5 separate regions of the Mus musculus genome follow, and all the other regions are linked to region 1. The links are chromatin loops, found by intact Hi-C in ENCODE. Cell type or tissue: left cerebral cortex. All regions are shown on one strand. Each heading gives the region's core, and the rest is flanking DNA. Links, peaks and the distances in the headings are about the cores only.

What was found. A loop is a pair of places that touch in the nucleus more often than their neighbours do. Peaks named below come from ENCODE experiments on the same cell type or tissue, not always from the same donor. Only the 100,000 strongest peaks of a DNase experiment are listed, where the experiment ranks them.
Region 2: it touches region 1 in a loop (5-fold over the local background); 20 of 42 quality-filtered maps call a loop at or near these places.
Region 3: it touches region 1 in a loop (2.4-fold over the local background); 13 of 42 quality-filtered maps call a loop at or near these places.
Region 4: it touches region 1 in a loop (2.3-fold over the local background); 14 of 42 quality-filtered maps call a loop at or near these places.
Region 5: it touches region 1 in a loop (7-fold over the local background); 16 of 42 quality-filtered maps call a loop at or near these places.

What each region holds. Positions count from the first base shown.
Region 1 is chr10:99,457,088-99,462,917 of GRCm38, forward strand. Gm35035 (a long non-coding RNA gene) reads right to left here and starts at 3,587. Exons shown (of 3, transcript XR_872000.2): 1 at 3,098-3,587. Gm34983 (a long non-coding RNA gene) reads left to right here and starts at 2,668. Exons shown (of 3, transcript XR_380739.3): 1 at 2,668-2,955. In left cerebral cortex, for the core only: a CTCF peak has its summit at 3,223 (motif pointing left); DNase peaks (open chromatin) are centred at 1,139, 2,927, 3,160, 3,991 and 2 more places; H3K4me3 peaks cover 1,161 bases; H3K27ac peaks cover 2,866 bases.
Region 2 is chr10:99,260,229-99,266,058 of GRCm38, forward strand. It overlaps Dusp6 (dual specificity phosphatase 6), which reads left to right and starts at 3,003. Exons shown (of 3, transcript NM_026268.3): 1 at 3,003-3,863; 2 at 4,316-4,753; 3 at 5,764-5,830. The coding sequence starts at 3,464. In left cerebral cortex, for the core only: CTCF peaks have their summits at 1,627 and 2,834; DNase peaks (open chromatin) are centred at 1,065, 1,563, 2,002, 2,924 and 3 more places; H3K4me3 peaks cover 3,926 bases; H3K27ac peaks cover 3,855 bases.
Region 3 is chr10:99,159,371-99,165,200 of GRCm38, forward strand. Poc1b (POC1 centriolar protein B) reads left to right here. Exons shown (of 12, transcript NM_027740.7): 10 at 5,499-5,579. Among named protein-coding and RNA genes, the nearest start is that of Galnt4, 54 kb to the left of the region's middle. In left cerebral cortex, for the core only: a CTCF peak has its summit at 2,759 (motif pointing right); a DNase peak (open chromatin) is centred at 2,767.
Region 4 is chr10:99,574,694-99,580,523 of GRCm38, forward strand. No RefSeq gene overlaps it. Among named protein-coding and RNA genes, the nearest start is that of Gm20110, 32 kb to the right of the region's middle. In left cerebral cortex, for the core only: a CTCF peak has its summit at 2,768 (motif pointing left); a DNase peak (open chromatin) is centred at 2,769; H3K4me3 peaks cover 289 bases.
Region 5 is chr10:99,165,987-99,171,816 of GRCm38, forward strand. All of the region lies in intron 10 of Poc1b (POC1 centriolar protein B), which reads left to right. Among named protein-coding and RNA genes, the nearest start is that of Galnt4, 61 kb to the left of the region's middle. In left cerebral cortex, for the core only: CTCF peaks have their summits at 2,540 and 3,046; DNase peaks (open chromatin) are centred at 3,064 and 3,933; H3K27ac peaks cover 1,187 bases.

The DNA.
Region 1 (5,830 bases), core at 1,018-5,017:
GCTCAAGAGTGATCCAGACTCCATCTGGCTGGAAAATCCCAAAATATTTTCTATGTGGCCCTTTACGAACATGCTTGCCAGCCCTTAGTTATGTCTTGTTATAGAGCAAATAACCCCCAAGATCTGGCAGCTTAAGGCAGTACTTATTATTTCATGGCTCCTGTGGGTCAGGGATAACGATTCTGGCACAGGATCCCTGAAAGGGTATCAGATCCTTTCTGATCCAGTCATTTCAAAGTTCGACTGGCTGGCACTAAAGAATTGACTTCTAGCTCCTACACATGGCAGATCTCAGTATCTCACTGGCTGTTGACTGGAGTCTTCATTTCTAGAGCATCTGAACTTCACCATGGGACTAATTGTTGCATGTCACATTTTTTCCCCCTCAAAGTAAGTGATGGGGAGGTAGTCAGAGAAAACCAGTACCCTTCTTTCGGAAGTCAGAACAGTGTTTAGCATCTCCCTGTGAACACAAAGAACTTGATCTCTCTACTGAAAGTTCTGGAATGTTGGCAGGCAAGTGGATGCTAATGCATTTAGCTGCTTCTTTTATATTTAAATCTGGGATATACGGTAACTTTTACTGTATGGAGTTTGTTAGATGTACTGAGTTTGTTAGATGTAAGCTCTAAGTCCAACCCTCATTTGAGAAGAAGTTATTGGATGGGCTCAAGGGATGGATCCCAGGGAGGAACATACCAGAAGCTGGCTATGACTTTTAGGACCTGTCTGCTCAAATTTAGCCATTCGTATAGCCACACTGTGCAGTATCTTCTATCTATTCTGGAATTTACCACCATAAAAAGCCAAGGAAAGCCAAGTAGGGTAATGTTGAAGTCAATGAGCAGCCTCATCCCAGAGAGGTTGCTAGTCTCATTGAGGCCTTCGGGCCAAATCCAGGTTAAAACCTGGAAGGTCAGAAACCTCCTGGGACACAAGTGCTCTGAGACCTTTGATCAAGGTAAGGCTGGTTGGGGGCAGTTAAGAGAGCACTTTGCCAACAATGAAAACTTCAATTCACTCACTGTGCAACAAATATTCATTGAATTCCTGGTAAGTCCAGGCAGGATTGAAGGCTTTGTGGATATAGCAATCAACTTGGAGGGGGGAAGATGGTCTCGGGCAGGAAGCAGCTGACAGCAGGTGCTTCCTCTGACGCTGAGAGCTAGTAAGTGACTTCCTAGGCTATGACCCCTTTCCAGTATTTGTGGGAAGGAGAAGATATTTCAATAAAATGATAGCAGACAGACCGGAGATTCTAGACACTTTTTAAACACATTCTTAGTACATTTGGATTCCTTGCTAGTTCAAGTGATGCTTTTTAAATGCTTGTTGCCCTGAAGTTTGTGAGTCTATGCAAAGGCATTTAGTGGCAGAGCCTTAAAAGCTGGAGACCTTTCTAATGCGGTTCCTAATGCTGCAAGCCTTTAAATATAGTTCCTTGGGTTATGGTGACCCTGCAACCATAAGATTATGTTGTTGCTACTTTATAACTTTGCTACAGTTACGAATTATAATGTAAATATATGATATTCAATGGTCCTAGTTGACCCCTGAGAAACAGATTGAAAAAACTTGCTGAAGATTGTGGAAAGTATCAACTGGCTACTTTGTTGTTGTTTTACAATGCTTTGTTTAGTCATTTTGTGAATAGGCATACATTTTCACCGGACTAAAACTCACACTGTATTTACTTAATCATCTGTCTGTACTCTGCTCTAGGAGCCTCTGCCAACCCCCAAACCTCAGCGTTTCATACCGAAATGGATGTAGAGAGGAGAGATGGAGAGAGGAGGAGACTTTCCCTGGTTTAGCTTGAACTGTAAAGGACCGTTGTCTGTGGTTCAGGGGTGTTGGAGCAGAGGGGGCAGAGGGAAGGAGCAATATAGACAGCTTTGCTTTTAGGACTCTATACAAGCTTTTGATCTTCACATAAAGTGAATTTCTCTCTGGGTGATTGAAAGCCAGTTCTAGAACCCAGTTAGGCTTAAGGACTCCATCTCTTATATTCGCAGCGATGTAGATTTTTTTTTTCAGGCTGACACTGAACTCTGTACATCTCCTAAAAATGTCTATTTCAGTCATTCACATTTCTGAATGGGGAGAGTCAGAGGCTAGGGAGCCAGTAAAGTGCCTGTCATGCAAGCCATGAGGACCTGAGTTCAGAGCCTCAGGACCTCGTAGACACTGAATGGCATATTTGTTTTCCTGGACCTGGGGGGGGGGGGAGCGGGAGCGGGAGAACCCACAGGCAAATCCCTGGAGACCATTGGCCATCCAGGCTGGCAATCTGATGAGGTCAGTGAACAAGCCCATCTCACAAGAAATGGAAGCAGTCACCTGATGCTGATCTCTGGCTTCCACGTGCCCATGCATCCGTGTGTGCACGCACCACCAAGCACACGTGCACACGCTTACATGAAAAAGTTCATGCATCACACATACAGAAATACATACAACATACTATATACAACACACACATATACACACACATAGAGTGAGTGAGAGAGAAAGAGAGAGAGGGAGAGAAAGGTGACCTCAGAAAAGCATTGCTTTCACTGCGAGAAAATTGCAAATGTCATTTTTGAATGAACCCTTGGCAAAGTGAAGTGCTCACGGAGTAGAGAAAGCCCTATCTGACTTTGAGTCGTCATTTTAACCTGGAGATTGTAATATTTGATACCAGATGTGCAAATGTTTCACACTTTCTGCAATTGGTGGTAAGGTTGTGAAACTGTAAGCCCGCCTGAGCAGAAGAGGCAAAGGGCAGAGTAGGAGAGTTTCAGGAGGTAAAGTCAGAAGCCGACGGGACTGCGGGTTGACTTTGACTGAAGGCAGCAGGATTGCTCAAGAGCAGAATCCGACAAACACCAAGAGAAAAAGGAAACGTTTCAGCAGAGTCAGCCACCCCCAGCATCTTTCTTCAAAACCCAACAAAGAAATCCCCTCTGCTGGGTGAGTTATTTCCTCTTTCTGCCCTCCAAGTACAGTGGGAAAATAAGCCCTCAGGCTGAAATAGTGAAGTTAGGAAAGAGTTGAGTAAGAAGACAGTAACGAACTAGACAAAGGAGCCTCCAGTCGTATGTCACCCACCTACCTTGGCTTTAGTAAGGTGCATTCCCTCCTCCAGATGTCATGTGACTGTTTCCCTAGGCTGTCCTGGTCCCTTGTTTACAACCGTCTTCTCTACCTGCCCTTTTTAGTGCCCCCTACAGGACTAGAAAGAAACAGCACTTTGCCTTTATCCTCATTTGCTGTAGTGTGGTTTGCGTGTTTGTTTGTTTCTTTGGAAAGATTCTCTTCAAAGCCCAAATTTGAACCCACATCTTTTGCTTCAAGAAGTATTTCTTAGCTCCTCAATTTAGGACTCCCTCCACCCCTTAGTCTAATTAATTAGTTCTTTGTTACATCGGTCATAGTGGCTCGTGTTATTTATACTTCTGTCTTCTTTACTGAACTAAAATCTCTTGAGGACTTGCCAGGAAGAAGTTTACATTCCCTATATCATTACTCTTTTGTTTCTTTAAATGGAGGCTATAAGATGCCAATGGTTGTTGATCTGAAAGGTAAACTGTTCAATAATTTTAATAGGGTTTAACAAGATCTTAGACAAAACTATCCTAATAAAATGAATTAATTTTATTTTGATTTGCTTTTTTTTCCTCTCTCTCTTTTTGCATTGTGGTGAAAGCAAAAAGAGATTCCTTCTTTTCAGATTTCTTGTTTTTAACCATTGGCCCTCGTGCCAAGGCTAGCCATTCCTGCGCCATCCTCGGGACCCACAAAGTAAAAAAAGAGAACTCACTTCCTTTGGCTTCACACCCACCCCGCCCCAATCCTGGGAAAGCCATTGTATTGTTTTCTTGCAGAACTGTTTGCTTTCAAAAGCGAAAAAGGAACTGAGGCTGCTATCTCGGAGTTCTTTACATCGAGGAAGTCACATGGGTGCATGGCTGAACAATGTTTGCTGGGGGGTTGTTGAAGATGTAAATTCTTTGCCCCTCGGAAGAGTCCTCTGTGATCCGAACAGTCTTGAAGGAACCTCGCCCGACCTTGCGGCTTTTCATCTTCAACCTCTCTCGTGCATAGTTTAAGACCCTAAGCCACATTGGCTACTGCTTCTTTTTTTAGAGACTCTCAGCAACCAGTGACTTTGATCTGCATCACACTTGAGACGATTTTCTGAAAGGTCAAAGGCGACTAGACTACCCCTTTGTCACTGTCTCTGAAGCACTCTTATCACCTTAGTGACTCCCCAGAGCCTCTCGCCTTTGACCTTGTTCTTTAGCGCTTTTTTCCTTGGGGGAGGGGAGAGTGAATTCGTTAATCCCAGGCAGGCTGGAGCTTTCTCTGTCCTTGTATTTGAAATTTAAGGCAGCTCTCCCAAGCCAGCGGCGAGTTGGGCTTAGCTTTGTTTTTGTTTTGCTTTGCTTCCTTGGCTAATTGTTTGGTAGAGATGGGTCCCGGAGCAGCTTGGTGGCTTGCAAGTTCCGCGAGAGAGTGGAATCCCAGCTTTCCAGCTCTTCTCTAGCTAGGGTCCACGTGGTCTGACACAGAAAAATAAAAATAAAATATTCAGGCTTCATAAGTACTTGAAGATTGATTGTAGGTGGAAGTGCTCACTCAGACCTTGAAAGTCGACCCGCTGCAGTTAATCGCTGGCACCATCTCATTTCCCCTTACCCCCCAACCCACCCCCTTATCCGCTTTCAGTTCCTCTTTTCCCAGCAGGTGTCCGCTTGGCGGACACTTGCTTCCCCTTGTCTCTGGCTGAGGAAAAGTGGTGGGAACTGAGGTCTGAGCATGTCTGCAGTGAGGTTTGCACACTGTTGGACCTTCTTGGGAGTGTTGCTTCACGTACTGTCTCTTGGCAATTGATTGAGGTTGCTTTTAACACTTTCATTCCTCTGTCTGTGTGTCTGTCTGTCTGTCTGTGTTCTTCCTTCCTTCCTTCCTTCCTTCCTTCCTTCCTTCCTTCCTTCCTTCCTTCCTTCCTCCCTCCCTCCCTCCCTCCCTCCCTCTCTTTCTTTCTTTCTTTCTCTCTCTCTTCCTCCTCTTCTCTTTCCTTCCTTCTTTCCTTTCTTCCTTTCTTTTTGTCTTTCCTCCTCTTTCTCCATCTGTTTTTCATTCCTTCTCTTCCTTCCTTTCTTTCCTTCTTTCTTTTGGACTGTTTATTTTATTAAAACATTTTACTGTAAATTATTTTTCTTATATTTTGATCATGTTTTTCCCCTTCCTCAGCTCCCCCCACATCTTCCAAACCTCCCTACCCACCCAACTTCACATTCTCAATCTCTTTTCCCTCCCAAACAAACAAAACCACTAAGACACACCCTCAAAAATGCCCAAACAAAACAAAGGGAAACAAAAAAAGCCCACGGTAGAATAAGACAAAACAGGTTCATTTCGTGTTGGCCAGCTCTTCCTGGCCATAGCGCCTGCCTTGGAGTGTGGTTGTTTTGCACTGTGATGTCCCATTGGGGAAAACTGCTTGTGCCTTTGCTCACAGGTATGGAATTGCAAATAATGTGTTGGTTAGGGGTGGGATCTCACCGACCTTTCCTCTTCTACATTGATCAATGGGGAAGCTTTGGAAGAAACTTTTCTAAATCACACAGCTTGCAAATACAAAGGTAGAATTTGAAGCGTGCCCTGGGTAGCTCCAGCTTCTATGGTGTAAAGTTAGGGATGAATACAATCATTTCCTACTGAGGATCGCTTGATTTACGGTAGAGAGAACAGGGCCAGCAAATCTGTCATGTGGGCAGCTGGGCTACTTAGGGTGTGGTAGGCAGGGTCTTCTCTGTCAGTAAGGAGCCTGACTCCAGCT
Region 2 (5,830 bases), core at 648-4,647, 200 kb before region 1:
ACAGCACCGTTCCATAAACTCTTTCATCTGTCTCGGTGTAATGAGCCGAAAACATTTTTTTAAAATGTGCATTGGTAGTTTGCCTTCATGTATGTTTGTATGAGGGTATGGGATTCTGGAGTTACAGTTGTGAGCTGCCATATGGGGGCTGAGATTTGAACCCGGGTCCTCTGGAAGAACAATCAGTGCCCTTAGCCGCTGAAACATCTCTCCAGCCCCTGTAAACCAACTTTTTAAAAGGCAACCTCAAGAAGTTAAGACATCCCAGTCCACCAAGGTAACCTGGGTAAGGTGTCATTTGAGCTGGAGTAGGACATCTCTCTCCTGCTTTGCCCCATTATTAAACTAGAGTGAATTAAACTGTTCTGAGCAGACCTTTGAGGGGTTAGCTGCAAGTGAGGAACCTGGCAGGCTATCAAGCAGACTTAAAAGGGAGTGTTTGGGGCAGGAAATTAAAAAACAAAACAAAACAACAACAAAAAACCAACCAAACAAAAAAAGCAAACAAACAAACAAAAAAATCCGACCTTGGCCAAAAAACCTCCCAAAGTGCTCAAGCCATTTTGCAGGTTAGCTCAAAAACATATAAGCATATCAGCTAACGGGCATGACATTCCCACACATGGTGCCCACTTAATATTACAAAGACCCTGTAAAATACAAGAAAGATGACAAGGAGAAAAAACTGTAACTGGATATAGTTAGATCGAAAGGTCAAATTTCCTGAAGGAAGTGGGAAAAAATTCAGACTCAGAAACATAGGTACAAATGCTTAGAGCTCTCCACCAGTGTGCAAAGATATTATTATCAACCTCCCAACTGTCTGGTGCTTCACTTCAAATTTTGGTAAAGAAAAACCCAACCTGCTTCCCTCTTCTGTTTGGAGGTTGAGGCTTGTCCTTCACGTTTCCGCGGAGCACCCCACTTCCCTCCTCCTAACCATTGGTCCCACAGACTGAAATGTCTCAGGGTGGGAAAACCTGTAACAGATGGGGAAGGATCTGGGGGCGTCAGCTGCAGCACAGGCCTACCCCAGCGGGAGTTGGAAGCTAGCCAATGAAATATGGGCGTTTTGTTCCCAGTGCTGCCCAAAAAAGGCGCGGAGAGAGGTTGGAGGCAACCCCCATTTTCATCAAAACGCTCCTTCTGGGGCGCCTGCCTGCGGGAGGGCTCCAAAATTGGCTACTTGGACCTCCAAGTCGCCCTGTTTTAGCCCACATTTCCCAAACCCCGGAAGAGGCGGGTGATTAAAAATGCAAATTGCTTTGCGGGCGACAGTAGGTAGGACCCGGCTGCGAGGCGCTGGGCTGGGGAGATCCCGTGACCTTAGACGCCCTCCGCGCCCCGGATTCGGGAAGGGCCGCAGCCGGCGCTTCCGCCTCCCGGTCGCGGCCGGACAAAGCCCAGCTCCTTTCCCTGGGACCCGAGGGGCTGACCGGATCGGGACGCGCGCCTTCCGCAGGGCCCGCCGTCGCCGCACACAGGTGGTTTTCCGTCCGGGAGGGGCGGCCTCTGCACTTTTATATAACAATAGAACCGAGCGCGCCGGGGATGCGCTCTTGTCGCCGTCGCGGCCCCCGCCGGCCACGCCTCCATCCGGCTCCGGTGCCGCCTCCGTCCTGAGTTGCCTGCGGGTGGTGCCCATGAGACTTCCCAACCCTAACTCTGGAACCATGGGGTCCAGACAGGGACACCTCTGGCTCCTTTTCCGCTCCAGGTCTCTCACTAGGCGACGGTTCCGCGACGGCCTTACAAGCGATCACGGGGTCGTCGCGTGTCCTGCCCCCCCCCCCCCATCCCCCAGAGCAGCAATGCTGCGGCCAAAGCGCAGCGCGCAAGCGCGTTTGGAGCTGCTAGCGTGCTCCTTGCGGGGCCCGGGGACCGCTGCAGCCTAGAAAGGATAGGGGACCGGCCTCTGTCCACAACCGCCACTGTTTACGCTTGAGTTCCCGCAGGCTTGCAGGTCTCCGGGGTGCAGGAAACGTTGGTGAGGCCTGTCGTCCCAGGCACCTAACCTAGGCTGCCTTGCCAGACCGGTTCCTCTTAGAAACCAAACTCTGCTCTTGGCTCCAGATCGTTAAAGGAGCTCGACTCCCCAGGCTCGATGGGTGACCGGTGATGGTGGTGGGGAGCAAGATCTCCGGAACAATGGCTCAGAATGCCCCCACTTCACCGGAGCAGAAGAAAAGTGCAGGGATAGCTGACAAGGTTTTGGGTGCTTACACCACCCGCCCCCCCCCCTCCGCTGCCGCCAAGAAAGTTGAGAAAGCCCGGGGTTGGGGCGCTTCTGGTTTTCTGGACAACCAAACGCTTGTTTGCTTAGTTGCTTTAAAATGTTTCAACAAAACACTAGTTTGTTTCTAGAGATGTTGGATTAGCATTTAACACTTCGTTGGGTCGCTAAAGCCCAGGCAGTCCACCAGTCCCAACACAGCCTCGCCTAAAAGGACATTAGAACAAACAGAACTAGACTTTTAAAAGAGCCAAACAAATGCCACACACGATCTAAAGGAGGACCGGGTTGGGGGTGGGGGAGCAGGGGCGGCGCTATGGCGGGCTTGGATCTAGCGTTAAAGAGAATTAAAAAGGGGGAAAACCCCTCAAGTTTTATTAAGGCTAACTTAAGATTGTAAGCGTCGCGAATAAGGGCTTTTGTGCTTGCTAATTGCACTACTGGTGCGCAAGAGTTAGACGCGAAGTGTGAACTCTAAACAGAAGGAAACACGAGACAACTTTAGTGCCCTGGTTTATGTGCCCTGCTCCTCCTCCACCGCCGCCTCCTCTTCTTTCTCCTTCCTCCCGCCGAGCCCGCAGTTGCAGCTTGTTTGCACTGGGGCTTATCCGGAGCGGAAATTCCTTTCCGTTTTTGTGAATGACAAACTCATTAACAATTCATCAACACAACCTGTTCCAGCCGGCCCGTCCCCACGGCAACAGCCCCTTCCGCAGCGCGCTCATTGGCTGACCGAGAGAATGTATCCATTGAGACGCTGGCTGTTTGTATCCATTGAGGAGCTGCCTCGCACAGGGGGTGTGCTCTCGCGGAGTCCTAGGGACTGTGAGCAAACCCAGTCTTGAATAATCCGGCGAGAAACACCGGGTTGGATCCGAGGTGCAGCCTCAGAGGGAAGGATTAAGAGCCGCTAGACTTTTTTTCTTTTCCCTTTTTCTCCTCTCAGTGGCACGGAGTCCGAATTAATTGGATTTCATTCACTGGGTAGGAACAAAACTGGGCACCTTCATTCAGAGAGAGAGATTCATTGACTCGGAGAGTGATCTGGTGCAGAGGGACCACCGACTTGACTTCTGTGTCGCTTTCCCTAACCGCTAGCCTCGGCTTGGGAAAGGCGAGGCGGAATCAAACCCCGCTCCGAGAGCGGGAGCTTCGCGCAGCGTGCTCGGCCTATGCCTGCCTCGAGGGGCGTCTGCTAGGCACCCCGCCTTCTCCTGCAGCTCGACCCCCATGATAGATACGCTCAGACCCGTGCCCTTCGCGTCGGAAATGGCGATCTGCAAGACGGTGTCGTGGCTCAACGAGCAGCTGGAGCTGGGCAACGAACGGCTTCTGCTGATGGACTGCCGACCACAGGAGCTGTACGAGTCGTCACACATCGAATCTGCCATTAATGTGGCCATCCCCGGCATCATGCTGCGGCGTCTGCAGAAGGGCAACCTGCCCGTGCGTGCGCTCTTCACGCGCTGCGAGGACCGGGACCGCTTTACCAGGCGCTGCGGCACCGACACCGTGGTGCTGTACGACGAGAATAGCAGCGACTGGAATGAGAACACTGGTGGAGAGTCGGTCCTCGGGCTGCTGCTCAAGAAACTCAAAGACGAGGGCTGCCGGGCGTTCTACCTGGAAGGTATGTTGTGCGCCCCGGGTGCAGGGCTCCGGGCTGGGACTGCAGGCTGGGGAAAATGTTAGCGAGGTAGCGATCGCCGCTTGCATTGCGCTTAGGGGAGCTAGCTGGGCCACCGTGGTAGCTTCTCCTTCAAGGGTTAATCAGGCACCTTTCTTTGGGTAGGTGTAGGATTAAGGTTCACAAGAGCTGGAAACGTAGTTCAGGGTGCAGCTTGGCACCTCGCAGCTCCTCGAAATATTAAGAAAAGTAATCTTGTGCATTTCCAGATTCAGGAGAATAAGTGTTCCCAGGGTAAGCAGCGGGTAGTGTTCCTAAAGGTGCGCATTGAAGCGTGCTTCTACCACTGCCGGGGGTTCCTAGGGTGCCTGTCCATAGTGTTCTTTGTGCTTCTCACTAGCTGTAAATTACTACAGCTTCTCCGGTTACAAGATTGCTTTTCTTGTTTCTGGCAGGTGGCTTCAGTAAGTTCCAGGCCGAGTTCGCCCTGCACTGCGAGACCAATCTAGACGGCTCGTGCAGCAGCAGTTCCCCGCCTTTGCCAGTGCTGGGGCTCGGGGGCCTGCGGATCAGCTCGGACTCTTCCTCGGACATTGAGTCTGACCTTGACCGAGACCCCAATAGTGCAACGGACTCTGATGGCAGCCCGCTGTCCAACAGCCAGCCTTCCTTCCCGGTGGAGATTTTGCCCTTCCTTTACCTGGGCTGTGCCAAGGACTCGACCAACTTGGACGTGTTGGAAGAGTTTGGCATCAAGTACATCTTGAATGTCACCCCCAATTTGCCCAATCTGTTTGAGAATGCGGGCGAGTTCAAATACAAGCAAATTCCTATCTCGGATCACTGGAGCCAAAACCTGTCCCAGTTTTTCCCTGAGGCCATTTCTTTCATAGGTGAGACTAATTTACAGTCATTCATAGAGTTGAAGATCTTAATCTGTTTTCCTGCAGGCTGTTTTGCTGGACTGCAGGTCTTCTACTGTCTTTAAGAGTGTTAATTCTTGTTTACCTTCTTGCTTAAAGGGAAAACAGGGCCCGTTGACGTAGCAGATCGGGGGACTATTTGAGCCATTTAATTCATACTTTTAAAAGGAGGCTGTTCCAATCAGCCATGTTTTCCTTATCTCTAGACGACAGGATGTGAGAGGAGAGTGAGTTAAAAGCACTCACTTGCAGACAAGAATTCTAGTATTGCATTATAATTAAAAAAATATATCTAGGAGTTATTTTAGGACACCCAAGTTAGTTGTTGGAAAGCAGTTTGAATACTAGCTGTTACCTAGCTGAGTGATACTGCAGGGTACTGGTTACTGTGAGCCTCTGGGTAACCTGATCCCCCGCAGGAAGGACTGTGGGCTGAGAGCCTAAGAGAAGCGAAGCTCCAGGCATTGTAGTGCATTTCCTATTACAAAGGAACTCATTTTCAGGCCATGTAGACATCCTGTTCCTTCTAATGGGCTGTCCCCTGTGACTTCCCTCTCTCTTTTAAAATGCCTGAATACCCCCATTGTTAGCTGCACAACAGTTGGGAGAATAATTTAATAGACCCTTGCAGTCTGCTTGGTCTGTATGAGAGGCATTCAGGACCGGATTGCAGGGTTTCTGGTATTCACAAGTTGAGGCAAGGAATGTACACACATTAAGGAGTTTTTTTGTTGTTAGAAACTTACTACAAAAGCTCCCTTTACAGGAAATAATCTGAAATATGTGATTGTGTTCAGTGTGCATGTTTATCTCCCGTTATACATTTTCTGGTGCCTTCGGGGGCTTAGTTGCCACATATAATTGTTGTTTACTATTCCTTCTGAATTCAGACTTCAGGCTAAGCATTTTGCAAAGGCTTGGTTCCTTTTTTTTTTTCCAGTCTAGTGAACTCTTGCCTTTTTTTGTGTGTGTTCCCGCAGATGAAGCCCGAGGCAAAAACTGTGGTGTCCTGGTGCATTGCTTGGCAGGTATCAGCCGCTCTGTCAC
Region 3 (5,830 bases), core at 868-4,867, 300 kb before region 1:
TTTAAATCACCTGTAGGTCCTGAGAGCTGTTTGAGTTAACTGTCTTGTATGACTGACTTTTGAAAAATACTTCCAGATGCTGAGCCAGAGAAGTAAAAGGATTCTGCGTATAAACTGCGAGTCATCTTGTTTTAAAAATGAAACTCACAATAAAGCAAAGTATAATGGTTTTTGTACAGAGCATATTTTAACATTATAAAAAATAATTGGATATCAAGTTATTTTTAAAGTCTTCATGTTAGTGACTATAGATCCCTTGAAGAAAGAAAAAACTGCTTAATTTAAAACTAAAACTGTCCCACAGATGTGATTTAGATTAGACAAGAAATACTGTGCTCACTTATGAGAAATCATACTTTAAAATAATTCTCTTTCAAAGCTTTAGGAAGGTGCACTTCAATTAAAACGGAAAACATTCTGTGTTCAGAATTTTTTAAAAATATAAAATTATGTCTTTTTAACAAATAGAATTGAAGTAATTTCTCTTCTTTTTGCAGTAGCTATGAGTGTTGGGTTTTTGAGATTAGAGCAGTATAGACTCCCTATGATTTATATCTTATTATGTTTTCTTAACCTTCTGCGTGGAATTGTTTGGCCTTTGCAAAGGCCACTGGCTTGCTAGCATTTGTCTTATTTGTATGAAAGAACAAAACCCATTAGAGTCTCAGATCTCTGCTACTGCCAACCAGATGTAGAAATACTAATCCTTACACGAATAGAGGAATGGCAGCCAGATTGTTCTGCAAATCCACCAGAGGAAGCCACGAGAAAAAGACATGGAACATAGAAGCCTCGTATGTGAACGCCCCTCTGTGTCCCCTCCTTGTTCTGCGGACAGACGTGTTGCTGAAGCCCTCCATCCTCATTACAGTTAAGGAAAGAACACTGTCTTTCCATGTTGTTGGGAAGGCCAAGTTTTCACACGGGTGTCTTGCTCTAGCCTATTTGAATTAAGAGTAGTTTATGTCAACTTCCTCAGCAGGCCACAAGCAAGAGCTTCACCGTACTGTTCCAGGAAAAAAATGCTTTCCCTTCAAAGGGTATTCACATGACATTTGAATGGCGCTGCCCTATGTAGTCCAGTCTACTTCTCATTTGCATATTTGGAAGGTGTGGTGGTTTGAATATGCTTGGCCCAGGGAATGGCACTATTTGGAGGTGTGGCCTTGTTGGTAGGTTTGGCCTTGTTGGAGGATGTTTGTCACTGTCAGGTGGGCTGTTTTTTTGTTTTTTTGTTTTTGGTTTTTCGAGACAGGGTTTCTCTGTATAGCCCTGTAGGCCATCCTCCTAGCTGCCTGTGAGCAGCAGTCTTCTGTTTGCTTTTATTTATTTTATATATATGAATACACTATACCTGTCTTCAGACACACCAGAAGAGGGCATCAGATCCCATTATAGATGGTTGTGAGCCACCATGTAGTTGCTGGGAATTGAACTCAGGACCTCTGGAAGAGCAGTCAGTGCTCTTAACCGCTGAGCCATCTCTCGAGCCCCCTCCTGGTTTGTCTTTGGAACCTTATGTAGCACTCTCAGCTCCTCCTACACTATGCCTGCCTGGACACTGCCATACTTCTGATGATAATGGACTGAACATCAGAACCAGTAAGCCAGCAGCAGTTAAACATTGTCCTTTATAAGAGTTGCCTTGGTCATGGTAAAACCCTAAGACAGTGGGGAACCCAGCAAGCCTCCTAAGGGATCATGATAGATCCTCGTGAGACTGGGGGGTCACATAGTTGTTCTAGCCTTACGGAATATTAGCAGGGAGAGCAGTGAAGTCAAAATCATTAATGAAATCATTCTCTTGATTGCCTTCAACTTCAGAATGGCCACTTGAGTAGCAACATCATCTATAGGTTACGTATGAAATTCTATGTTACTTAGCAGGACAGAACAATCTTTTTATATAACTAAATATTTTATAGTTCATTGGTGAAAATTCTGTCATGATGAATAGAATAGAAATCCTCAAATCTTAGATCATGGTTTCCCTTAATCTGCTAATAAGGTTAAAAACATTACCATTGAGGGTGAAAATAGGATTTCCTGTCTACCAATTCTATATTTTAATTCTAGCTGAACTGTATACATATTGTTTTGAGGCGCTTATGTGGCACTAGTAATAATAAGAAGAAGAACATGTAAGCCTGTACAGTATTTTTCCATGACTTCCATTGAAAGTCAGTAATGTTTTTATTCACATGAAAATTCAGGTCAGTAGATGCAAAAGCTAGTAGCTGGCAGTGCCCAAGGTGCAGCCCTGGCACCGTGGCTCATTGTGCAGCTCTGCCCATCTATTGCCGTGCTTCGGTTTAATAAGAGCTCAAATCTGGTTCTGTCAGCAGACACTGAGGTCCCAGCTTTAAGGGCTCGTGCCCTGCCCTTCGGGAAGCATTACAGACTATGTTAGTGTGCGCGTTCCTGAGCTCTTCGGTGATGTAGACCCTTAGGTCGGGAGCGTGGTTACCTTCAAGATTCTATACAACCTTCTCGCTCATAACTCTCCATTGTCCCCCTGTTCAGGTAATGAGAGCCCAACTCTCAATCCGTCCCATTTCAAGGCCACTTGGTTTATGAGACAGCAATTGTTCTTCAGTGTAGTAAAACACTATTAGTTAAGTAAATTACAAACTTGTAGGAAGTCAACAATTTTCTACAGGAGGGGCCTATTCTTTCCTTGGTTAGGACTTAAACTTTCAGAGCAGTTTCTCTTTCAGGAGCAAAGCAAAATTGATGAGCTTCTCTATACCTGCACTAGGTGGCGCTAGAGAAAAGACTACCGTGGCTCTCTGGCCCCTCACCTAAGACTAAAAGGCATAAAGGAGGCCCATGTACGTCTGCTTCACAGGGACGGTGGAGGAGGTGTTGGCTTTCTGCTGGAAAATGGCTGGAAGGAAGACGTGTTGGCCAACTGGGCCAGCTGTCCTCCATCATTCTTGTACACAAATCTATCCCCCCTTTACTGTGTCTTGGAGTCGGGCACCTCCACTGTCACACAGTGGGCTGAATAATCATAAGATGTATTTCTAAAACAACAGCTAGGGGACTGAGCATGGTGGCACATGCACCTGTAATCCCAACACTCGGGAGTCAAAGGGAAGGGGACCTAGACTGAGGCCAGCTTCCGGTGCATAGCCATGGTGAGATGGATCCCCAATGCAAAACCAGGCCAGCAAGCTATCTCAGCAGTTAAAGAGAGGCTTCTGCAGCACAGCCTGCCAACCTGAGTCCACTCCCGGGATCCACGTGGTGGAAAGAAAGAATCCAAAGCTCACCGATTGTCCTTCAACCTCCACACATGTGCCATGGTGCAGTCCCATGTGTAAGAGTGCACACACTCACATGTACAAATATCTAAATCTAGTAATCTAATCGTCACAACAGCACCGCCCCCTCAAGCCTGAGTGCTTTAAATCCAGCAGTCGGCTCTTCTTGCCTAGGGCTCGGCCCACTGTTAGAACAATGTCCAGCAACTCCCCCAGATGGGTCTCTCTAAAGCACTTAGACTCCAGCCTCGAGGTTTTCCCAGATTTCTTTGTAATTTGGCCTTTGTCAACTGCTCATTTGCACCATGGCTCTGCTTAGCCGGTTTGGAGGAAGGCTTGGGATGGGGGGGGGGGGGGGGAATGGGGAGGACTCTTTTAGCTCACCCTGTCTCTGGGACTTGTTTTCTAAAGTGTATTTTGTTTTTATTTTGGTGTTTGTTGAGCAGCTGTGTCAAGCTGTGTTTCCTTTCTAAATCCTTTGTCACTGAGCAGCCAGCTAGGGTTTTCTTCTGGCCCTGAGTGCTGTCCCGTTGGCTCTGCTGTCTGGCTTCTCTTTGGCTCTCTCCTTAGAACTGAGAACGGTTGTGTTTTCTTTGGTTTGCCTTGGGGCCTTTGAATTTAGAAGTAGTTCCTCTTGGAGGTGCTCATCGACCCAGGAACTCGTTCCCCTTTCCCTGCAATTTTACTGCATACGTATTTTCAAATCTATAATTAAATACTCTCTAGCTTTGAATGGTCAGAAAGTCTTGGTAAATGGGGTTGTGTTGAGTTTGTTTTCCTGTAACTTGCCTTTTTATTTCGTATAAAAACCCTGAGAGGGCTGGTGAGATGGCTTAGTGGTTAAGAGCACCGACTGCTCTTCCGAAGGTCCCGAGTTCAAATCCCAGCAACCACATGGTGGCTCACAACCATCCATAACGAAATCTGATGCCCTCTTCTGGAGTATCTGAGGAAAGCTACAGTGTACTTACATATAATAAATAAATAAATCTTTAAAAAAAAAACCCTGAGATGTTTATATAACGTGAACTGACACATTTATATGTGTACGGAGCCTTGTGTCTCAGTGGCTTTACCTCGCAGGCAGTCTCTACAGTTACAAAGGGCCGTGCGCGCTGCTGACAGTATGGAGCACTCCTGTGTTAGCAATGGTGCTTCTTGCCATTTTCACTGCTGCAGAGAACCTCTGACGGTTTCACTTCTGAGATTTGTTTTTCCATGGGATTTCTGTTGTCTACATTTCCGTGTATAAGCTTGCGTACAGATATTAGATATTCTGCTTTTCCGGTATTCGACCTCATAATGATCCTCACAGTGACACAGCTCTCCCACAGCATCCGTGATCGATCACAGACGCATCCCCCTTGCTTGCAGCTTTTGCTTTTCCGGGTTTTCAGATGCTGTTCTCCACCTCTGGTTGGAATAATAACCGTAAATTTTTTGTTCTTGCTGGTTTTACCGTTTGATCATCACGTTTGGGTTCTACATATCTCCTGCCGACCCTTGCTAGCCGGGATCCGTGGACCTAGCCAGTTCTTAAAACGGTCCATCATCCTTGTCTATAGACAGATGCCATTGAATCTTATGGTGTTTGTTTCCCACCCACGCCTTGCTCTTCTTCCAAACCATCCACAGTACAACTTTCTGTTTACTTGAAACTTTCGAGTCAATGAAGTCTTAGTCTTTCCCATGAATTCCTGGTGGGTTTTCTTCAGTACTTTCGAAACTGTCCGTATTTTAACGTCATGTTAAAATCCACTTGGGTCTGTGTGTTGAGTGGGGCTGGCAGTGCTCTTTGGTTCTCTTGGTGAGGCTGAGGGCTCAGAAGTAGGTCCTGTTTAGCTCTCCATTGGTAGTCACTGAGTTTTTAAATGAAACTTTATCATTTCCTCTCTGATTCATACATCTTAACATTGTATTTCTTTTTCTTGTTTTAATGTACTGGCTAGGATATTTTCTGCATCTCTTGAGGTGGGTCTTTCTATTTTAATATTCCTCTGTAGGTGAATTGCATTGCTTTTAGAATGTGAAAATGGCCATTTCCTGCTTAACTGCAACATTGTCGATAGTGTGTACATTGGTAGGCTTAGTGAAACCATATTTTGCCAGTATCTGTGCCTTATCCATGAGTATATGCTTTATTTTTAGAATAGATTATAAATACTTCTCTTTTTTTAGTATTGGTCCTTATGACAGAGGATGTCCCGTTGACTTATTCATGTGTGCACACAGATTAATCCCAAGCGTGAGGTGATGGATTTGCAGAGCTCGTCTCCCCCCGTGGTGGATGTCCTTTCTTTCGATTCAACCACAGTAAGTAGTCTTTCTCTAACTTAAGCGGTGCTGCACCATTTGTCACAGTCTATTTCCTTACAAAGTGAAAGAATCGGGGATAAAGCGTGAGCTCGGTGGCCTAACCTTTCAGCACAGCAAGGCTGTATACAAAGTCATTTCTACGTTTCTAAAATACCACCAGGGGGAGCAGCAGCCATTTCCAGAACAGTTTTACCTTGGAATATCTTAAACTCAGTCGAACTCACCCTCCCTGTACCCCTGCCCCCCTT
Region 4 (5,830 bases), core at 1,130-5,129, 120 kb after region 1:
TGTGTTTTAGCTTACTTAATCTTCATGAATATCCTACTAGGTAGGAAGTCCTATTGTCTTTATGTTACCAGTGAGAAATGGAGGCATAGGAAACTATAGATTCACTTAGGTTCAAATGTTCCAAGGGTTAAATCTAGGTCCTTGTGTATACTAAGCATGGTTTGAGTCACTGATCTGTATCTCCATCCCCAGAATTAGGGCCATAGATTAAGGATACAGGGCCAGCATTCAAGCCTAGCCTGTTTTGTTAGTCTGATCATTTCACAGCCTTTTTTTTTTTAAATGTGGCAAAGACACATTTATTCATCAATTCTTCACTAGAGAGACCCCTTCTGAGCTATATTTTAAGGGAAGGAAATTCTAAGGGCATAATGTTAGTGAAGACTTTGTAGTTCCTGCTTTTTGTTATATATATTTTAATTCTTACTTTTGTTCTTTGTTTTGATTCAGGGTGTTGCTGTGTAGCTCTTGTTACTATGATCTCAAGAGATCCACTTTCCTCTGTCTCCTGAGTGCTGGGGTTAAGGGGGTGCCCCATCATGCCTGGCTTTAATTTTTCATTTTTAAGCCATATTAAATAAGATGTGATACAAATGAATTTGCAAATTTTCAGTAATGGAATTTCACATTACCATATTGCCCGTATTGGTATTTTGGTCCTCGTAGGATATGGGGCTGATCTCTTAAAATGAAGATTTTTTTTTTTCTGAATGAAATACAATCAAGGTTGAAGAGAATGCAAGGCACTTTCTCCATTGCTAGAATCAATGTCAACCTGACATAGGGGTCTTGTTTCCATGGCAACACATCAAGGCATTAACCGTTTGTTGCAGAGCTGACATGAAGACGAGAATTTCCATCTGGGTTTATTTGCTCTGTTACTCCTGTGCTTAGATCCTTCACTTTCTTTGACCTTCAATCTTCTCACAAATTAAAAGTAACCAGTTATTATTCCGCGTCCAGTGGAACTTCTTGTAATCTGGCAAAAGCGGTCAAATCTTGAATGAGCTCTGAGCTTCCCAGAAGAAGCTTCTCAATGGCTTCAAGTGTCTTTCCTTTGTTGCATGTTGTGATTCTCCTTACTCTGACCCCAGTGTTGGTGGCTAGACAGAAAAAAAGAAAGAAAGAAAAAAAGAATATTCTCTCCTCCCTCCAGTCTTTGCACCTGTTGTTTACATAAAAAGGAGGTGGGGGGAGAGGGTATATCCGGAGGCACAAGCAAGGCAGAAGAGTGATGGTGGCCCGGTTATGATGATTGTCTTGGGACAGCTTTGAAATTGAGCCAAATTCCCCAAGTCTCTTAACACCCATAGAGTCCAGTACGTTCAGTCCATTGTTTTTCTTTTTTTCCCCTTCCTTCCTTCCTTCCTTCCTTCCTTCCTTCCTTCCTTCCTTCCTTCCTTCCTTCCTTCCTCCCTCCCTCCCTCCCTCCCTCCCTCCCTTCTTTCCTTTCTTTCTTTCTTTCTTTCTTTCTTTCTTTCTTTCTTTCTTTCTTTCTTTCTTTTTAGAAATACTGTGCTTTAATGCTTTAGAAAGAAAAATCACATCTAGTGTAAAACAAAAGAATCTTTGGATTGGCTTACCTTTAAAATGATATGATAATTATGAGTAATATTTAGCAGGCTAATACATGCCAGGAACTGCTGTAACTGCTATTCTGTCCACTCATAGACTACAATGTTTACAACTCTTCCTTAGTTGAGATACAGGACATAAAATACATTTTTCCCAGAGCTTCAAGACAATGACCTGGCAGAGACCACTTTCACCTCCACGTAGCACGTGATCAGACTTGGGTAATTGGCCTCTCTCCAGTCTCCCAAAGTCTAGGTTTTCTGATACAATGCTTCAACCTTTCTGAGTCACGGATTTCTTATTTACTGGAATTGACAGCGTCACTCAGATCCAAGCCAAAACACTTGCCAAACAGCTTTTTGTTTGTTTATACTTCTATGTGTGCGTGTGGATACAGGTTAGGGAAAGTTGAAGTGGTTTTTGGATAGAGATTTTTCACTCTCATTAGTCATAATCATGGTGTGTGTGTGTGTGTGTGTGTGTGTGTGTGTGTCGCAGGACCAACCTTAAAGATGACTTATATAATGTTCATCTCCACAGTTGTTAAATTTAAATCATAAGAGAGAGATATATCTATGTATATCTTACATTATCAAAGGCCGGTAATATAACGCTCTTGTTAGTTCCACTCTACTGTAGTATGCATGATAAGGAATATTAGAACTGACTCTTGGGTTGAGTTTGGTTCAATACCAAAATTATGCTATTTTTTTTCCAGTTTGGAGTTCACTGTAAAGTTTCTGTGCATACTCACTTTTTGATAGGTTATATCCTGGTAGATGTAATTCCATGAACTGATTTGCTACAAATTATCCCACAGTAGAATCAAATCTCTATAAAAGAAAGTATTTTACCAGCACATTCATAATATGTTATTAAAGTTAAATAATAATAGTCCTCACAGTCACAATGCCATCAACGGCTACTAAACCTCCACTTAACACAGTGGCGAACTTAATGACTGCCATATTTCACAGTTCAGACACGATGGGAGTTCGAGTCCATCCTGGAACCAGTCTCCTGGACTGCAAAGACATACATGTTCTTAATAAAAATATTCAGAGAATCTTTAAATGTTTTAAGGGCCAGTAACAATTTAACATTCCTATTAAGATTTACATTACTAAATTCTCCGACGCTAGCAGGCAAATGCTGAACGATTGATAGTGTTTCTCTGCCCCCTAGTGGACTGGCTGCAGAATTGAACTGGCCAGCACACCATTCTTCAGGCGCAGTTGCCGGTGTGCTCTGAGGTCTAGATTCTGAGATCTGTATCTGATTTGACTCCCAAAGGGTAGTGGTGGAGGCAGATTAAGGTCAAGCCTCTAGTTGAGTGGTTCTCAGCCTTCCTAACGCTACGACCCTTTCGTACAGTTCCTCATGTTGTGGTGAAGCCCAACCATAAAATTTTCAGTGCTACTTTGTAACTGCAATTTGCTACTCTTATAAATGGTAATGTAAAATATCTGTGTTTTCCAATGGTCTTGGGCAACTCCTGTGGAATGGTCATTCAACCCCCAAAGGGTTTGCAGCCGATAGGTTGAGAATCAACCGTCTAGCGCAAAGGAATACGAACATGGTGTATTGTTTCTGCTTGGGTTTCAAAACTTCAGGGGAGTCATGGCAATTGTGGAAATGGTTTTCACATCTGAGCTAGCGGCATTTTCACTATGTTGTGACAGAAGGGTTTCTCATCAGGTTTTTATTAACTTCTGGGGCTGATAATGGGCAACTTTGTAGGATGCTTAAGAGCATCCCTGGCTTTCTCTCTGATAGATGCACCCCCAGCTATGATAAGAAACATCTCTGGTGTTAACTTTGCAGGGAACCTTTCCCCTGCATGAGAATCCTCTTGTTCTTCACGGCTCCTATTCATCTGCAAATGATGTGATAAAAACATTTTACCAGATATTTTACCACAGCTGGGAGACCTTATATTATTTAATGTAGTCTGTACAAAAGTCCTCAGGGGTAAAGTACATCCTAGACTATCATTTATCCCCATCCTCAGCTGAGGTCTTTTCCTTTCAAATGACTCCAGCTTGTGTCAAGTTGACATAAAGCCAGCCAGTACAGGGGACAGTGGGGAGAGAGGCAAGGCTCCAGTGAGGCTGTTCAGCTCTTATGAAGCCTTCAGAAAGATGTCAGCTTTTTCTGTGAGTGAGAAGAAATTCCACCGGAAAGAGAGGTGCTGTGATCTCATTTAATCTGTCAAGGAAGTATGGCAATCTTTTCCTCTGTCTTAGGAAACAGTGGGTCAGAATGGCTAGGGCAATAAGTTCTGGCTGTAAGACTGACTTAGTTTGAAACGCTATCTCTAGGATTTCCCTTCCAGTGTACAGGGTGACAAATGATTTGACTTAGCAGAGCCTCTGTTTTCTCATCTGAAGAAAAAAAAATGTAGCAAAATCCCTGCTAACTGAGTCTAAGTGTCACGAGACAGGTGATGCCCCCATTAGTTCATTACCAGTTAGAAGAACAAAACTCGACCTGGCTGGTGAGCCGCGGTTCTTGGCTCTGCTACGCTTTTGCAAAGCAGAGAATGATTGCCCCATCAGTGAATGCAAGTGCCCTGTGTTTGGAAGTACCGTTAATACCTGCCTGGAGACTTGATAATGTGTCCTGCTTTCACTTTCATTGTTTAGGGTGTGAGAAGCAATTATTTTGCATAGTTCTCAGTCATTAAACGAGGCACAACTTTATCTATTCATTTCTTACGATCTCAGAAAGCATTTGATTGCTGCTTTATGAGGAATGAAATAATGCCCTTCTACGGTGAACACTTACATAGATTAATTAATGCCCCACGTTTACTTACCTCTTTTCTCAGTTCTTATGCTTGTAAATAAGCTTTAACTTGAATACTGACTGATAATGTAAAAAGACTTTGAATCTGCAATTAAAATCCAACATTTGCAATGTCAATTATGTACAAGACCAACTGATAGGAGTTTACATATTCACAGACCATGACAGAATTACATCCTGTCTGCCCTTCGGCTGAGAGTGATTATAAGGTGGTATTGATCCTCTGTTAAAATGATGTGTGTACAAGTGTGTATGTGTTGTGTGTGTGTGTGTGTGTGTGTGTACTAGAGCTGAGAGGATGTGCACTAGTATTTGCACTATAAATTCCTATGGAATACAATTTACAGGGGACTTGCCTCACAGATAGTAAGTTTTTCATAACCACCCCTTAGCATTGTCTTCTCTGTACAGACTTTATGTGCCAATCCCTTAGCATTGTCTTCTCCGTACAGACTTTATGTGCCCACCCCTTCCCATAAGAGACCTGAGATTAGTGAACCCACTATGGTGTTTTTCTAGATCCAATCATTCCATTCTCATCTCTCTGGTGGCTTCCTCTCCTTCTGTACTTTCTATTCCCCAAAGAAAATAAGATTACAAATCTCTATGTCCCTAAGCGTTTCCTTTCTCCAAGCCACCAATCAATAGCACATCATAAGACAGCAATTCTCACAGGTCTCTGGGGACCCTTCATATGGAGCAATGGATTTTTCTTTTTTCTTTTTGTCCTCTGCGTTGTTCTTCATTCGGAGTAGACATTCCGCCACGGGATTTTTATTGTTATTTTTGTTATTGTTGCTCAACTGATGCTTTAAAGAGCTGAAGGAACAAGAACACTCTATCTTCTTTCTTCTTGTCAGCCTATCTTGTGTGTGTGTGTGTGTGTGTGTGTGTGTGTTACTTTGTTGTTTTCTCTGTGTAGCTGTTTTGAAGCTCGCTCTGTAGACCATGTGGGCCTAGACCATCCACCAGCCTTTGCCTCCCCAAGTGCTGGGATTAAAGGCATGCACCACCACCACCTGGCCAGCCTATTGTTTTTTAAAGGTTGGTTACTTCATTACTCTCAGAAGATGCCAATGGGAAGTGTTAAGCTGGTTTCTCACTACAGTTGGAACACCATCTGAGAGAGTTTAAGAAAAAGGCTGAAGGTGGCTGGCCACACTACTCATTATGAATGACCCCAGGCCATTGGTGTCATCCTGGACTAACGTGCTTCTTAGCCACCTGCCTTACTACTAAACAAGAGTGGAAGCAGATGGCAAGGGGAGCCGAAAGGTCAAGAGAGGGCCTCGGAGGAGGGCATCTTGGAGTCAGCTCGCTCTTTGATCTCCTATCTATGGAAAATGTCCTGCGAGATCAGCTGCCCTGGAAGCAACTCCACCAGCACGGCTGACACTTTCTATTAGCCCCCAGGTGGCTGACGATGTCTTTAATCTTACAGTGAAAT
Region 5 (5,830 bases), core at 752-4,751, 290 kb before region 1:
GCTAAAACTTGGCACAGTGCTCTCCCTATAGTTAGTCTTCAATGAACTTGACACACCCCATGCCTCTGACCCCATATGTCCCAGTGAGCTGACTTTGTATTCTGTAGATAAGGTAGCTTGGGAAGTCACCAGCAGGCTCGACTTTAGTGCTCCTGACTTAGAAACTGTCTCAGAGTTTTCCTTCTCTTTTTGAGACTCACTCCCCCTGCCGGTACCCTTTAAGCTTTGCAAAGACTCCTGACTTGGGGCTAGAGAGGTGGCTCATCAGTTAAGAGCACTGGCTACTTTTCCAGAGGTCCTGAGTTCAATTCCCAGCAACCACATGGTGGCTCACAACCATCTGTAATGGGATTGATGCCCTCTTCTGGTGTGTCTGAAGAGAGCAACAGTGTACTCATATTTTAAAAACAAAAAACAAAGAAACCAAGTTTGCTCTGAAGGTGGGCCTGTCACCAGCTAGAGCAAAAGGGTACTTATCCCTTGACGGTAACCCAGAAGAACCAGAATCAGCTAGTTTATGTGGTATTTGTGGGACTGTGATGAAGGAGTGTCATCCACAAGAGGGGAGCACTAAGTAGAACAGTCAGTCATCCACAAGAGGGGAGCACTAGCCTGAGTAATGTGAAGCTGCCTTTATGTAACAAAGCCAGTCGAACACCAGTGACTTCACTTTAGAGTAGCAAAGCCAAACATCGTGGCACATTCTAATTTAGAGTTCAGGAGTCAGGGGCAGGAGGGTTTTGAGTTTGAGGCTAGCATGAATTATATAGTAAGACTATGAAAGGCAAAGGGCTGGGAGTGTGTGCCTGTAGCAGTTTGGCTAGCACATAGAAGCTACACTAAGGTGAGTCTTAGCTATCCTCTAATGTCTCACTATAGAGGAGAAATTAAGGCATACAAAGTAACTGTTGGTATCTTTGTGGCTTGTACTTCTGTCTCTAATGCCTGACAGAAATTTTGATATAATATTTGGATACCAAAATCAGTTGTAAGCTGGGCATGGTGGCACACGCCTTTAATCCCAGCACTTGGGAGGCAGAGGCAGGTGGATTTCTGAGTTCGAGACCAGCCTGGTCTACAAAGTGAGTTCCAGGACAGCCAGGGCTATACAGAGAAACCCTGTCTCGAAAAAAACAAACCAAACAAACAAACAAACAAACAAAAAATCAGTTGTTACCAGTCTATATTTTTAAACCTTGGTTGTACCACCCCCAAATAATTCTCTGCAAAAGTATTGGCTATCATGTAGTCATGGTTTTAGAATGTTTATCGCCTCAAAATCTTTATTTTGGTTATAATCAAGTCACATATATAGGGTTGGGTTTTTTGTTTTTTGTTTACTTGGTTGGTTTTTTTGTTTGTTTGTTTGTTTTTTGGCTTTTTAAAGACTCTTTTCTTTAGGATTCTGGTTTGACTCTTAATATTTTCATAGAAATAGACCATGGTTCTGCCATCAGACTTTGAATCAGAGATGGCTAGAATATAGCTCAGCAGTTGAGGTTTGGCTAGCATGCTTGAAAGAAACCCTGAGTTCCATTGCTAACATGCACATTTATACATAGGCTTTTAGCATTTGCCACCTATGATGTGGCTACACAGGGTGGGGTATTTCAGATTCTCTTTGCCACTCTCCTCAAATAGGAATATAATTGAAGGAGTTTGTTGCGACTAAAGAGATGACACTGTAGATAAAGTGTACCGTGTGAACAGGAGGATCTTAATTCCCAAAAACTGTATATAAAGCTGGGTTTGGTGGGGAGAGCCAGTAATCCAAGCTGAGGAGAGCCCAGATATGAGGGTTCACTGACCAGACGATCTTGCCGGCTTAGCAAGTTCCAGGCTAGTCAGAGACCTAATCTCAAAAAACAAAGTGGATGGCTTCCCAGAATGACACCTGAATTCAACCTCTGGTTTCTACATTTACCTACATACTGCCAACTACAGGCATATACACCCCACCCCCACCACACCACACCACACCCACACACACACACAAAGAAACCTGTTACCTTCAGGTAAATTGTAGTCTTAAAGTTTTTTGACGGTTTGGGGTTTTTGTTATTGTTGTTGTTTGGGGGGTTTTGGTTTTGTTTTGTCTTTTGAGACAGGGCTTTTCTGTATAGCCCTGGCTGCCCTGGAACTCTCTCTGTAGTCCAGGCTGGCCTATAGCTCAGAAATCCCTCTGCCTCTGCCTCATAAGTGCTGGGATTAAAGGTGTGCGCCACCACCCACAACTTAGCCTACTGTATTCATTTTATTATTTGTCCTAAAAGTAGATGAAGAAACTGAAGTCAGAACTCTCACCGTCGTTCTGTGGATTGCTAAAACACTGGATTCCTTATCTCAATCCTGAGCACAATGCATAGTGCAAATATAACTATGCCTTTCTTTAGAGTTAGAGACAGCATTCAGGTCAAATTAGTTATTTATAATAAACTGAGACTTTCAAGTTACATTATAGGGGGAAAAAAATCCCAGAATGTGCAGTTCTTTAAACCATTAGCCAAAATAAAGACAGGCCGCCCAGAGAAGCACAGCAAGTTGCTCCCGTGAGAAGGCCCAACAGCGCCCACCCTGGGCAGGGGAAGGAAGACAGCAGTGGACGGAACACATGTCAGCTGGAGAGTTCCCCTCATGTCCTGTATGGGGAATTGTCACGGAAATGTTGGTGGGGGCAGTGTTCCCAAAGAGATGATCAGTCACCTAGAGAAGGCAATAGAAGACTTTTCCCAGAGAAATCAGCCGTTAGCCTGAGCAGAGATGGGTAGGATTTGTTATTGTAGTTTGTTTGTGTGTTTTCAAACTGGAATATTTCAGGTAAGAATGCAAGTATGTTCCTTTAAAATTTTTTGAAAATGTGCACCATGATAATAAAATGCACAGTAATCTACTTCTGATCCCTCCTCCTTGCATCCTGTCTCCCCACCCCCACCCGCATACGGTCTCTCCTTGTTCCTCCCTCCCTGAGCTGGCTTGGAGATTGTCTTGCCTTAGCCTTTTTCCTTCACAGGTGGCACATTGGGGCCTTTACATTGCCTTACCAACAGGTGGCAGATATGGCCGAATCCTGCCAGGCTTCGCTCTCATATGCGTCCATGTCCCTCCCGCAATAAGTATTTCTTGAGGAACTGCTCCGTGGTCATTCCCCATTCTCAGCTTTAAAGAAATGAAAAGGAAGCAATAAATTAAAACCTGTCCAGAAAAGTTCAATTCTACATCCCACTCAGAGAAACAGGGAAGTCTCAGTTAAAAACAGAGTCTTTTTAGGATAGTGGATCAAAAACGCTGCAAAAGTGCAGAAAAGCACTCTGGGCAATAGCGAGAGGCTGCAGGAGTGTGGTCAAGACACCTGTCACATGGCAGGTGCCGCCTGAGTAAGTGCCGCAGTGGCACTGGGGGCAAGGACCTAGAAAACTAAGGAACTAATGGACTTCAGGCAGTAGTGGCTTGACACAGGCAGGAGCAAGGGAGGGTCAGAGATGGCAGGCTTCTGAAGATATTTTGAAGGCAGAGCCAAGAGGATTTCCTGACAGATTGGATGTCAGCTGTGGGATTCCCTATCTCCTCTCCCAGGGGACAGTAAGGTGTAGCCTTGCATAATCTCAGGGCAGCTGGGAATATCTTCTGCCTCAACCTCATTTTGACAAAGAGCCAAGGACAGAAAAATAATCATAGTTTTCTTGTCTTAGGTTCTGGAACCAGGGGAAGGAAATTCTCTGCCTTTTCTGTGACTTTGGGGAGTGCCCTGCTAAATGTCATTTAGAGTCACATTTCTCAGCAGAGCACGCTTGGTTTCTCTTTTGCAAAAGATTTTTTACATCAGCCTGTTTGAGGGAAGAGAGCCGTTGCCCACTTTCATGGACCATATGGTACATACTACCTATAAAGCAATGTTGTGTTGACACATCTGCGGACACAGGGAGAGTAGACTTGCAGACAGAATATTTCCACGGGTGTTGTGGCAACAGTACATCCTGGTTACTAGACAACATTGTGTAACTAGTTCAGAGTTATTTCAGTTCCTAACTGCTTATGTAAGCAAAGATTTGGAAGGACTTATTTGAAAGAACACAGTGTCTGCAAATTCAAATGTCCCTCAGCCAAAATGTACAACTTTGACAGCTTTAGATGCACGTGCAGGCTGGAGAGTATGTTAAGAGCACTGGTTTCTCTTCCAAAGTACCCGAGTTCAATTCCCAGCACCCACATTGACCACTAACAACTATCTGTAACTCCCGTTCCAGGGCACCCATCTTCTTCTGCATGCAGCGTAAACGTCCACACAGATAATATAAATAAATAGTTTTAAGAATAATGCAGGAGCGCCCGTAAGTCACGGGGCGCTGGCACCCAGCCTTCCTTCCCTCTCCCTGTACTACGTCCCCAGGCTTACTCACGGCGTCATTTGGAGAAGGTCAGGTTCTCTTTAAGGTTTTTAAACTTTGCTACAGCGAATAAGGCTGCATTTGATTTGTAAGTTTAGCACATATGATTTCTAAAAACCAAATATGTTGTTGGCTTACAGTAAACGGGCAGGTTGGTGTGTTTTCAAGCACTGTTTAGGTGGCTCTGCAGTGTCTGTCTGGGTGGCTCTGCAGTGTCTGTCTGGGTGCTCTGAGGTGTCTGTCTGGGTGGCTCTGAGGTGTCTGTCTGGGTGCTCTGCAGTATCTGTCTGGGTACTCTGCAGTATCTGTCTGGGTACTCTGCAGTATCTGTCTGGGTACTCTGCAGTATCTGTCTGGGTACTCTGCAGTATCTGTCTGGGTACTCTGCAGTATCTGTCTGGGTACTCTGCAGTATCTGTCTGGGTGCTCTGCAGTATCTGTCTGGGTGCTCTGCAGTATCTGTCTGGGTACTCTGCAGTATCTGTCTGGGTACTCTGCAGTATCTGTCTGGGTACTCTGCAGTATCTGTCTGGGTACTCTGCAGTATCTGTCTGGGTACTCTGCAGTATCTGTCTGGGTGTTCTGCAGTATCTGTCTGGGTGCTCTGCAGTATCTGTCTGGGTGTTCTGCAGTATCTGTCTGGGTGTTCTGCAGTATCTGTCTGGGTGCTCTGCAGTATCTGTCTGGGTGCTCTGCAGTATCTGTCTGGGTACTCTGCAGTATCTGTCTGGGTGTTCTGCAGTATCTGTCTGGGTGCTCTGCAGTATCTGTCTGGGTGCTCTGCAGTATCTGTCTGGGTACTCTGCAGTATCTGTCTGGGTGCTCTGCAGTGTCTGTCTGGGTGCTTTTCGGTGTCTGTCTGGGTGCTTTTCGGGGTCTGTCTGGGTGCTCTGAGGTGTCTGTCTGGGTGCTCTGAGGTGTCTGTCTTGCTCCTGTACTGCATCTCCACCTGCCTCCTTCAGGTAGGAAACATGTTTTCTTTTTTCCAGATACAGTCTTTAAAACAGAAGAAACAGAAACGGAGATTTTCCTGATCCCATAGGTCCTTGTCCTTAAAGCACAGCAGCCTCCTGTTAGGGAAACGGCTAAAGCTTCAGTGCGGAACTGGCCCTTCCCCGTCCTCTCTGAAACTGACTTTAAAGCAGCACCAACAGGAATGTTTGGTGTGTTAAAGGAGCATGGCTTCTTTCTCTGCGTGGAGTTCCCATTATCTTTTGTTCAATTTCTCTCTGTGAAGGAAAATGGTGTAGGCCAAGAGCGCCATTTCCCACCTACAGTAATCGACTCTGCAGTAAAAATCATGACAGGAAGTCTAAGTTACATGATTGGGGTGTATTTCCCTCCCCCCTAAAATTGCTAATTTGAGCTTCTTTATTTTTCAAAGTCACAGGGAAGGAAAATTCAATGAATTTACCAAAAACTGTATACAAATCAAATTTTTATAA